Regions from separate parts of the Homo sapiens genome. Here region 2 is linked to region 1. The links are chromatin contacts, found by Hi-C or POLR2A ChIA-PET in ENCODE. All regions are on one chromosome and are shown on one strand. The core of a region is the stretch at or near the end of the contact, and the rest is flanking DNA. Distances in the headings are between cores, read along the strand shown.

The links. Hi-C counts contacts between places; a loop is a spot of excess contacts on that map. ChIA-PET counts read pairs that join two places held with the same protein, here RNA polymerase II (POLR2A). Pooled maps may share reads with other maps.
Region 2: a map of IMR-90 shows a loop between it and region 1 (5-fold over the local background). The contact joins the promoter of GAS1RR here to the enhancer-like site in region 1. A Hi-C loop is called at or near these places in 10 of 168 maps with a recorded cell type or tissue (A673, GM12878, IMR-90 and 7 more) and 25 of 50 pooled maps. POLR2A ChIA-PET finds 5 or more read pairs at or near these places in 3 of 52 experiments (AG04449, BJ and H1).

The regions. Positions count from the first base shown.
Region 1 is chr9:86,431,979-86,437,476 of GRCh38, forward strand. All of the region lies in intron 1 of LOC102724080 (a long non-coding RNA gene), which reads left to right. Among named protein-coding and RNA genes, the nearest start is that of TUT7, 80 kb to the left of the region's middle. Within about 2 kb of position 2,558, at least 6 of the 41 ENCODE cell types and tissues checked have a DNase peak (open chromatin) inside an H3K27ac peak, as active enhancers do; they include A673 and IMR-90, where a contact is called at or near this core.
Region 2 is chr9:86,947,448-86,952,945 of GRCh38, forward strand. GAS1RR (GAS1 adjacent regulatory RNA) reads left to right here and starts at 1,251. Exons shown (of 7, transcript NR_049794.1): 1 at 1,251-1,546; 2 at 3,420-3,552. GAS1 (growth arrest specific 1) reads right to left here and starts at 59. Exons shown (of 1, transcript NM_002048.3): 1 at 1-59.

The DNA.
Region 1 (5,498 bases), core at 1,308-3,807:
GAAACTCCATCTCTACTAAAAATACAAAAATTAGCCAGATGTGGTGATGGGCGCCTGTAGTCCCAGCCACTTGGGAAGCTGAGGCAGGGGACTCGCTTGAACCCGGGAGACGGAGGTTGCAGTGAGCCAAGATTGTGCCACTACACTCCAGCCTGGGCGACAGAGTGAGACTTTGTCTCACAAAACAAACAAACAAAGCAAAACCCATTCTGTCAATAACTGTATTTTGATTGTAGTGTTTAATGCATTTACATGTAATGTAATTACTAACAAGGTAGGATTTATGCTTTTCGTTTAAATTTTTTTCTATATGTTTTATGTCCTTTTTTTCCACTATTTCTCCATTATTGCCTTTTTGTGTTAGAAATTTTTTAATATACAATTTTGACTATACCTCTAAGGCTGTTTAAAAAAATCTCTTAATTCTCTTGCCATTCTTTTGCTATATATTTTGAATTATTTTCTTAGAAGTTGCACTGGGGATAACAATTAATATTAATTAATTTATAATTAATAAAGTAATCTAGTTTGGATTAAAACCAATTAAATTTTATAGTATATAAAACTTTGCTGATGGACCGTATTTAATGTAATATTATTCTTTTCAGGAAAGTTAAGTTGTTAAGTATGATTTATTTTTTATACCTTTTTAGGACTTTTCATATCATTCTATGTCAGGCCATGTATTTCTTACTTCAAATAATTTCTAATGTAGTTGAGGAGAAAACCAAACATATGTGAAAAGTCAGATGGCAGTCAAATCTTTAAATACTAATTCAAGGCAATAACAGATATGAGTAACAACTCTAGACAGAAAATGTGTAGTGGCTTCATGACAGGGTATTTCAGAAGATCAGTTGATGTGAAACCCATGGCCCAAGTTAGTCAAGGAAGACTTCATGGATTTGCAATTTGACCTTAGTATATGTGGAAGTGTACAAACTCATTGATATGTAAAGAAAATAAATGGGAACTCACCAAGCTAGCTTCTGACTTTTCAGTGAGGTCATCTGTCTACTTCTGTATCCACAGCACCTACAACACTGCCTTACACATTGTAGGTGCTCAGAAAATATTTATCAAATGATCAGATGAATGCATTTGGTTGAATAAATCAGTTAGGTATGGAATTGGAGCTTTGCAAGAGAGGACATATATTCTGGAGCATCAGCTTTGGACCATTTGCTAGGTAATCGATAAGGGGGAAACAGAGCTGGTAGGTCATCTGAGTCACAGTTTGCTGCTTTCTTTCTTTCTTTCTTTTTTTTTTTTTTTTTTGTAGAGACACAGTCTTTCTCCGTCACCCATGCTGGAGTGCAGTGGTGCGATCTCGGCTCACTGCAACCTCCGCCTCCCGGGTTCAAGCCATTCTCATGCCTCAGCCTCCTGAGTAGCTGGGATTACAGGTGCATGCCACCACGCCCAGCTAATTTCTTTTGTATTTTACTAGAGACGGGGTTTCGCCTTGTTGCCCAGGCTAGTCTCGAACTCCTGAGCTCAGGCAATCCGCCCGCCTCGGCCTCCCAAAGTGCTAGGATTACAGGCATGAGCCAGCTTGCTCCTTTTAAGAGGAGTTCAATTGCTGGTATCATTTGGCCATTATTCCTATTAGTTTTTGAGAATCAGAGAATGCCACAGTTTTCATTTTTACTTAAAAATCTATGCATCTATAGTCTTTTTCAGAGAGTTCAGGGAAAAAGGACTTATAGGGACACTATGAGTTTGTACAATTCAGTAACTGAAGAACAGAGTGGCAAAAGTTCTTCAAATACTGAGAGAAGAGATGCTAGGAAATGCATCAGAAACATTATTTGAAACATCTAACAGGGTTTTTATTTCTTAGTTTCCTATATTTAATTCTTTTTTTCCCTATATTTAATTCTTGACTCTCTATGGTAGTCAACCTCAGAAAATTTCAATACTTTCAAGAATTATCACATGAACAGAATTTAAGGTTTTAAGCATTTTTTTTTTTTGCTCTTTAATGTGATCTGTTGTTAACAATTACCATAAATCTTTACTTAAGATTTACTTTAAGAGACTTGCACCACCCTTCTATTTTTTGGTCATTAGAGACTTTCTAGCGAAAATGCTAGAAAGCTAAATGAAGACTAAAAGGCTGCTTTCTGGTTTAAATTCATCTGTACCTGCAGTTGCAAAGCCAGTAGAGGGAGCAGTGTACCTATTCTTTGATTTCTGGAATTGCAACTACTTGGATGGACTGAATTTCAAACAATCTGCATAATCAAGACTATTTCACCCAGAGAGAGGGAGTCAGGGGCTACAATTTGTTTGTTTGTTTGTTTGTTTGTTTGTTTTGGCAATCATGGCTTTATGTTAGGGTATTAGCAGAGTTACAGAGTTGCTTTATTACATTGAAGAACTTTGATGAGGTTGCTGTGTGAGGACTGTTCTTCCATTTTGCTTCCTTTAACTAAAAGTCATTTGAGCATTTTGTACCAAGTCCACAAAAAGCTGGCTGAGTAAACTCATCAGGTGGATTAGATTCTCGGTATTCAGGATAGCTTGCGCAACCGGGTGGGCATGTTCGCTAATCCCTGCAACTTTGATGTGGCTGCAGAGTGGGAGCTGGGATGAGTTCTTCCTCCCTGACTCACTGGTTTCCACTCCACGAGACTCCAAAGTCTGTCCCGCACTGTCTCTCTAGCTGACTTAGCAGAGATAGGACCCCTCCTGTTCTATCTCATCTGACTCACTCCCACGGAGTTATTTTTCCTTAGCGACAGGGCCATGGGCCGAGCAAAGGAGGCAGCACTCCTGTCTCACCACTCCACCCCCTTTAACAACTGTTGTTTTATGTAACATTTTACTTGTCTTTTCACCATTGGATTCTCCCCGTGTTTCTAGCTACCAGCTCATAGCTTAGGTGGGGTTCTTTTCTTTGTCTTCACTTACCTTTTTTCATTGAAACAGATGCTTTAGCAATATTATCAGCCCATCTTTGCTAACTTTTTTTAAATTCAATTCTTTTGTTTTTTTAATTTTTTTAAAATTTGAGAATGAATCTCACTCTGTCGCCAGGCTGGAGTGCAGTGGTGCGATCTTGGCTGACTGCAACATCCGCTTCCTGGGTTTAAGCGATTCTCCTGCCTCAGCCTCCCAAGTAGCTGGGACTACAGGCACACATCACTGTGCCCAGCTAATTTTTGTATTTTTAGAGACGGGGGTTTCACCATGTTGGCTAGGCTGCTCTCGAACTCCTGACCTCGTGATCCACCCGCCTCGGCTTCCCAAAGTGCTGGGATTACAGGCGTGAGCCACCGCCCCCGGCATGGTATTCAATTATTTTGACAGTAGCTCTTGGTCTTGTGATGTCGCTTCCATTTCTTCAACAGGTATTTATGTCTTTCCATTTCTTTTTGTTTTTGTTTATGCCTTCTCTCTCCAGCTAGAATGTGAAATAATACCTGTGGCTGAAAAGAAGCTCTTTTGACCCAGGATCCTGGTCCTCTGCATAACAGTCAAGACCATTCTCATTTGCCTGAAAGTGTTTTAGAGAAGAAAGAGAAATTCAGGACCAATCAGCAATTCCCTTTTCCACTCTTATGAAGAAAGAAAAAGGATTTGTGTTATTTGAGATTTAAGTTACTTCCTTTTTTCCTATGACAGGTTTTGGTAAATGCCCAGCTCCAATAATACGTTAACATTTTCAGAGTCAATCTGGGTTATAAGTAAATAAACTCCATTTTGATCTTGTTCTCGTTGGTTCTTTTTTACTGTCACTTTTAGGCCTTTTTTGAAAGGAGAGAGAGACATTCTCTACCAGGTCAGAATCTGCCCTATGCTTATTCCAGATCAGTATGCTTGGTCCAATACTCAATCACTAATCACTTACGTGACACGCTGTGTGAGTGAGACTAACTTTTGGCTATTCTTAAAGTATAGCTACAGTGAAAACATCATTAGGAATGCCTCTGGCTACTGTATTCAGAAAAGATACTAAGTATAAGAATTTTGGAAAGTCAGCTTTATCCTTTAAAAAGGTGATAGTTTGTGATTCCATTTGCTTTACTCTTATTTTGCACTCTGTTCAGAGATCAAGAAGGGAACTGGTTACCATTTATTGGTGCCTCTCAAGCCCCTCCATGCCAAGATAAGATGGGAAAAGTTGAGTTTTGAGGATTTGGGGAAGTCGAGTAAGTCTGGTGAGTAGAGTGGGGAAAGCCCAAGGTTAAGGCTGTCGTGGTTAGCGATGGAAGAACTGAGGTAGAGAGCCTGGAATGAGGGATCAGATAATGAGAGGAGGATTCCAAGTGTGGCTGATGCCAATGGGGGGTGAAGACAGAAGTCTAAGGAGTTATGGAGAGTAAGGACAAAAAATGAAAGTGCCATGTCTGAAGAATCATTACTATTGACTTGAGAGTCTTCAAGTTTGGTGAAAGAATTTCAATGAAGCATTCTACTCTCAGAAATTGAGATCTTACTACTGCTTTAGTGACTATTTTATCTGATATTTTTATAGCAACTCTATCATTCATTTTGTTGGTACATGCTTATATATATTTTCCCATGTTATTCAAATGTTGTATGTCCTTTGGTTTTAGATGTTGGATAGAGTGAGTTCTAAATTTCTCTTCAAAGAATCACTATGTCAGTATGGTCAGTTCTTTGTCCTCCATTTTTAAGTTTAACTTCCTCGTAGTTTCAGTAAACAACATTTTCCGCCAGTTTTAATCAGTAGTTCACATCTGTTCCCCTGGTCACCTGCTCCATCCTGACTCATCCTGGTTACCTTTTTTGACCTGAATCACCTGTGGTCACCTAAGTCTGACTTAAGTCACCTTTAGTCACCTGTTCCGTAATTGTCCTTCCCACAAAACTACTGACCCCACTACTCTGGCTCATACCCCTGCTCTCTTTAAAATAGCCTATCAGAATTAGCTTAGACTGTATGGTCCAAGCCTGCCATTAGGGGAACGACACAGCAATAGGGACTACCTGTGTCGGGAATAAGAACCCCTTCCCCTCCCTTTTTCAGGTGTGCTCTTGCCATTACTCCATTTGACAGTCATACCCTTCTATAGAAGTAAAAATTGCCTTGCTGAGAAAATTATGTTCAAGTGCTATTTCTTTGTGGCACTGAGAACAAGCATTTCATTTCTAACATAGGTAAACCTGGCTTCTTTTACTTTTTAAAAATCCGGTTTTGTTTTCATTTTCTTTTATACTTAGTCCATTTAGCCTTATTGTAGACTTTGTCTTTTGTTTTTTTTTTCTTTTTTTTGAGACAGAGTCTCACTCTGTTGCCCTGACTGGAGTGCAGTGGTGATGCAATCTTGGCTTACTGCAACCTCTGCCTCCTGGGTTCAAGCAATTCTCTGCCTCAGCCTCCCAAATAGCTGGGATTGCAGGTGCAACAGGCGTGCGCCACCACACCCGGCTAATTTTTTGTCTTTTTAATGGAAATGGGGTTTCACCATGTTAGCCAGGCTGGTCTCGAACTCCTGACCTCAGATGATCCGCCCACCTCTACCTCC
Region 2 (5,498 bases), core at 1-2,500, 510 kb after region 1:
CTCGGCGGCAGCTTCTCGGGTGACCAAGAGCCCGGGGAGCGGATCCGCTGAGCCCGGCTGCAGACTCGTTAGCAGCGAGGCTTTAAATACAAAAGTGGGCCGGGAGCCCCCGCGTGGTGCCGCGGTGCCCCCTCATTATGCATGCATGGAAAAGCAAACAAACAAAAACATTAGCAACGCTCCTCCGGCTCGCCGAGCCCCGGCCCCGCGCGCTCCGAGCCTGCCCGCTTTCTCCTTTCTCCACTCTCTTTCGCCCTTTGCTCGGCCCCCTTTCCCGGCTTTTCGAGATGCTATTGGTCCTGCCTGTTGTTGTTGAAAGTTTTTTTTTTTTTTTTTACGAGCCGCTGGAGTGGGGTTGCGGAGTGGGGGAGGGCGGGAGGGTGGTGGGCAGCTCACATTCAGGCATTCAGGGCTTGAAAGGAACGGCTTAGGGAGCCTGACGGAGGCCCGGAGCTCCTCCTACTCTTAAGGAGGCTCGGATATGCAGCCCCAGCTCGCGCACAGAACCAGCGGGCAGGGCTTAGGGGCAGCTGTTTGCATCCGGCTCAGCCACGGGCCTTTTTTGTTTGTTTTTTTTTTCTTTTTTTTTTTTTTTGTAGTTTTATTAATTCTCGCTGGCCCCCATCTGTGCTTTCGACTGGATTCAGAACTCAGTTTATCTTCCAGGCTCCCTGTCTTTGGGTCTTGATCACCACAGAGGGGAAGGGGAGAATCCAGAGATAAAATGTGAGACTGAAACTGTTTTAAAGAAGCATACAAGAAAGAAGCACACACTTTATTAGGGAGATGTTGATGAGATGCTTACAACCCGCCCGCCACCCCCCAGCCCCAGCTAGGCCATCTGGCAGGTACCGCCCGTGCGCCAGGCATCGTTTTCAAATTGCAAGACCGAAATCCAATCAACCGAAATAATTTCTTAGGAAGATAAGCTTGCAACACGTGCAATAATGAAAAAATTTAACTAGCATTAAAAATATTCAGGAATGTCGAGCAATTACCACCTGGCCGCAGTCACAGGACAGAAGACGGAATAAATGGGCACGCACCAAAGGTTTATATTAAAGTGTAAGTTTCAGCCCCTCAGTATATTTAAGGGAGGCTGCTCTGCAGAGGAAACCTCTGCCTTCTCGGCGAGGGAGTTTCCGAGCTACCTTAACTGGGGCGCAACGCAGCCTTCCGCCACCAGAGGCAGCGGGCGTCTGCGGCCTGTCAAAAACTGGCGCTTTTTTCCTCCCCTTTCCGTGGAGAGACTATCAACTCCATCTGTCACAAAAATTAAGGCTAAATCTCCTCTCCAGAAGCAGAGGGAGCCGGGGCTCCGACGCGCTCAGCGTCGGGCTGTCTGCCTCTCCCTAGAGGCCAAGTGAATTTGAAATGGCAAAAGTCACAGCCGGAGGCCCAGCACTAGGAGATTCCTCCGGCTGCGGGAAATCTTCCTGTACCTGCTGAAGCTGCTGCGTTCCTCAGAGGCGCTTGGTCTGCCGTGGGAAGCTGCACCTCTGCAGTCCCCAAAACCAAAATCAAACCTTAAAAGAGCCAGACTGAGGTAAGGCGGACCGTCTTGCTCTGATTTGAGTATTGGTAGACAAACAGCAATATAAATCGATACTAAAAAAATCCAGAAAGGCTGCAACTTCATGGCACATCAAAACAACCATATCCCTGGCTCTCTGTCTCTTTTTTTTTCTCTATTATTTGGAGTTGTCCTCTCAGTCCGGCCTGGAGGACTTGGACAACTCAGACACCTTCTCTGTGTCTGGGATCCCTCCACAGGTAAGGTTCGAAGCCAATTAGACAATTGAAAAATCCCCTCTTGTCTTTAAAGCTTTGTTATTTTAGGCCCATAAGGAACAAAGTCAGCACTCGGTTTCATCTTTACTTGAATTTTTGTTGAGTTCCTTTAGAATAGTGGGACCCAAACCTTAGCACGTATCCTAAAACTCAGATCCCTAGTTTTTGGAGTTTCTGATTTAGTTGGACTGGTGGGTCCCAAGAATATGCATTTCTAACAAGTTCTCAGGGAATGCTGCTCTCAAACTTTGAGAATCACTGCTCTCAAAGTTAACATGTTTCTTTTCTGTGTTGTTGCTGTGTTTTTGGTAACACTTGCCCCACCTTGGCCTTGATACAGCTCTCAGTGGGGTTTAAGGGAGGCCCAAGAGCTCTGCATGCTTTGGGGACTTCTGCATCCCAGTCACATAGCATTAGCATTGCAAGCCTGAGGGGTTCTCAGCCCACTTTTTACTGTGTCATTTCCATTCACCACAATAGGCTATACTGTCTTCTATCTTAAAAAAACATAATAGTAAAACCTTCTAGACTCCACGTCCCTATTCAGTCACTATCCCATTTTCATGAAAACTTGAAAATCTTGCTTTTACTCACTTTCCCCACTCGATTCACTCTACATAATCGAGTTCCATTCGATTATGTAGAGTCGCTAGTGACCAAAACCTTGCTCTACCTGATTGTCACTTCTCAGTCCTCAGCTTATATGACGTTTCAGCAGCATTGGCCATGACTGATCACCTCCTTTTCAAAGCGCTTTCTAAAATTTTGGCTTCCGAAACTCCATACTCCCCTGTTCTCTCATTTTACTGCCTGGTGGCTCCTTCTGTCTCTCAACTCCTTAGGTAACCACATCTAGTGCCTTGATTTTAAATTGCATCTCCTAATTTGATGTTTTCAATCTCAGTCTTTCTCTGATCTCCATATGTATATATTCACTTGGTTCCAAGGACATCTCAAACTTAAGCTTCCCCAAGAGCACTTCTAAATTTCCATCCCCAAAACCTATTTGTTTACTGGGCTTACTGTGGTAGATACCCTCCAAAATTGGTCTCCATCACTTTTCTCCCTACCTTTACATCCTTACTACTCAGATCAAAAGGCAGAGTATAATCCCCTTCCCCTTGAGTCTTGGGTAGGCCTTACTGACTTTGACCAATAGGACATAGTGAAAGTGACTGACATTCTGGGGCCTCCAAGGCTAGATCACAAGAAGCCTTGCAGCTTCTACTCGGGCCTTGTATTAGTCCGTTTTCACACTGCTGATAAAGATATACCCAAGATTGGGCAATTTACAAAAGAAAGAGGTTTACTGGACTTAGGGTTCCACATGGCTGGGGAGGCCTCACAATTATGGTGGAAGGCAAGGAGGAGCAAATCACATCTTACATGGATGGCAGCAGGCAACGAGAGGGCTTGTGCAGAGAAACTCCTGTTTTTAAAACCATCATATCTCATGAGACCCATTCACTGTCATGAAAACAGCATGGGAAAGATACACCCCCATGATTCAGTCATCTCCCACTGGGTCCCTCCCACAATATGTGGGAATTATGGGAGCTACAAGATGAGATTTGGGTGGGAACACAGAGCCAAACCTTATCAGGCCTCTTGGAATACTTGCTCTGCAGAAGCCAGTCACCACGTAAGACATCTGGACCACCTTCAGACTCGCATGCTGTGAGGAAGCCCATGCTTACTATGTGTAGAGGATACATGGAGAAGGAAAGAGATGCCTGGCCAGCTCCCTGCTGTTTCAGCCATGTGAGTGAAGAAGGCACCAGACTTGTGAGTGGAGACACTAACTTGGATGTCCAGCCCAGCTGAACCTTCAGGTGACTCCAGCTCTAGCTGCCATCCTACTGAAGACACATGAGAGAGACCCCAAGCCAGGGTCAAGATCAGCGTGAAGCAAGTGAGGCATTTTGGTGCAAAATGTAAGGAGGCATTGACCTTCATAATTGGGCTCCAAGACTCCAAGAGTGAGTGCCTCCTTAAATTTTGTACTTTAGACACTACACTCACCTTTCTCTAGTTCTGGTCTTGCCTCAAGCAAGAAGAGCAGAGCTTAGCTCAGTCAACCCAAAGAATCCTGAGAAATAACAAAAAAATATTCTTTTAAGCCACTCAGTTTTGAGATGGTTTGTTATGCAACAATAGAGCATTAGAACTTTTCTTCCTGTCCAATTGCTTAGGTGAAAGATGCTAGTATCTGCCTGAATTCTTTCCTTTTCTTCACATTCTACATTCAATTAATGGCTCATCATAGGTGTCAATAAAATATTTGATAAGTTGAATGAATGAAGAATCAGCACTTCTTGTCTTCTAAATCAGCCAACTCAGAACTAGTCCAAATCATTTCTACTACAAAGAACAGTAATAAAGACCCTGAGAGATTAAAGAATACAGAATAGTTCTGAAGTTTTAAAATATAAAATTATATTTCCAAAAGGGTTGACTGGTTCAGTGAAAGAACAAAAACCTCAATCAACAAATACCAATTACCTTTTGGTGCTTTAGCAACATAACCCAGATAAAGTAGGAGGAGATAGACTTCTGCCCTCAGAGGACTCAACAATATGTCACTTGGCCATTTGGAGTTGTCAGAGGCTCTAACCACTTAGCAGAAGTCTTAAGTCACAGACACCCTGTATTAGTGTGTTCTCACACTACTATAAAGACTGGGTAATTTATTTAAAAAATAGGTTTAATCTGCTCATGGTTCAGAAGGCTTTATAGGCTTCTGCCTCTGGGGAGGCCTCAGGAAGCTTACAATCATGGCTGAAGGCAAGTGGAAGCAAGCACTTCTTCACATGGCTGGCAGGAGAGAGAGAGCAAAGGAGAGGGGTGCTACACATTTTCAAACAGCCAGATCTTTTGAGAACTCACTCTCACAAGAACAGTATGGGGGAACTCCCTCCATCCCTTCCCCATGATCCAATCACCTCCCACCAGGTCCCTCCTCCAACACTGGAGATTATAATTCAACATGAGATTTAGGTGGGGACACAGAGCCAAACCATATCACATTCACTCTCTTGTTTTCTTTATTTACTTGCATTCTTAAAACCAGAAAATATTAATACTTCAGTTTGTGGCAGATACTGCATGGAAACCAAGCACCATCTACTCTAGAATTCTACATTAGACTTTGTATCCTGAAGGTTTACCTCATTCTTCACAAAAGTCTTCCCTTTGTCTGTTGCCTTCTTAAGAAGAATTAATTCTTGGGAACAAGATAGAAGGATGGGAACCTCATGTAGAAGGAAATCCCTTTCATGCACAGTAAAGCAGGGTCATTCTCCCAGCTAATGATCTGGAGCCTCCTCCTGAACCCCAGCTTTGCTTATATCTTCGGCAAGGACCATCTTCGCATCTTTGAGCCCTATTAATTCCATCTAAGAAAAATGTTGTTCACATTCACCCTCCCTGTCTTCTCATGTCCTGGTTTCTTCAAGGTTTTCTTCATTGCTGAATACCAGGTCTTTCCCAACTCTCCTCCAAACCAGGGATTGTAAACCAGAGAAGCATCTCTAAAGGACTCGGGAGCTTTTTCAAAATACATATGCCTGTGCCAACTTCATTACACTTGAATTCTTCCCCAGGGGCCAAGGAATGTGTACTATGGAAAAAAACAAACACACACACAATGGCATATTTCTGCCTCAACCACTCAACATCAGTGGTTGCTAGATTTTGAGATTTCAAAG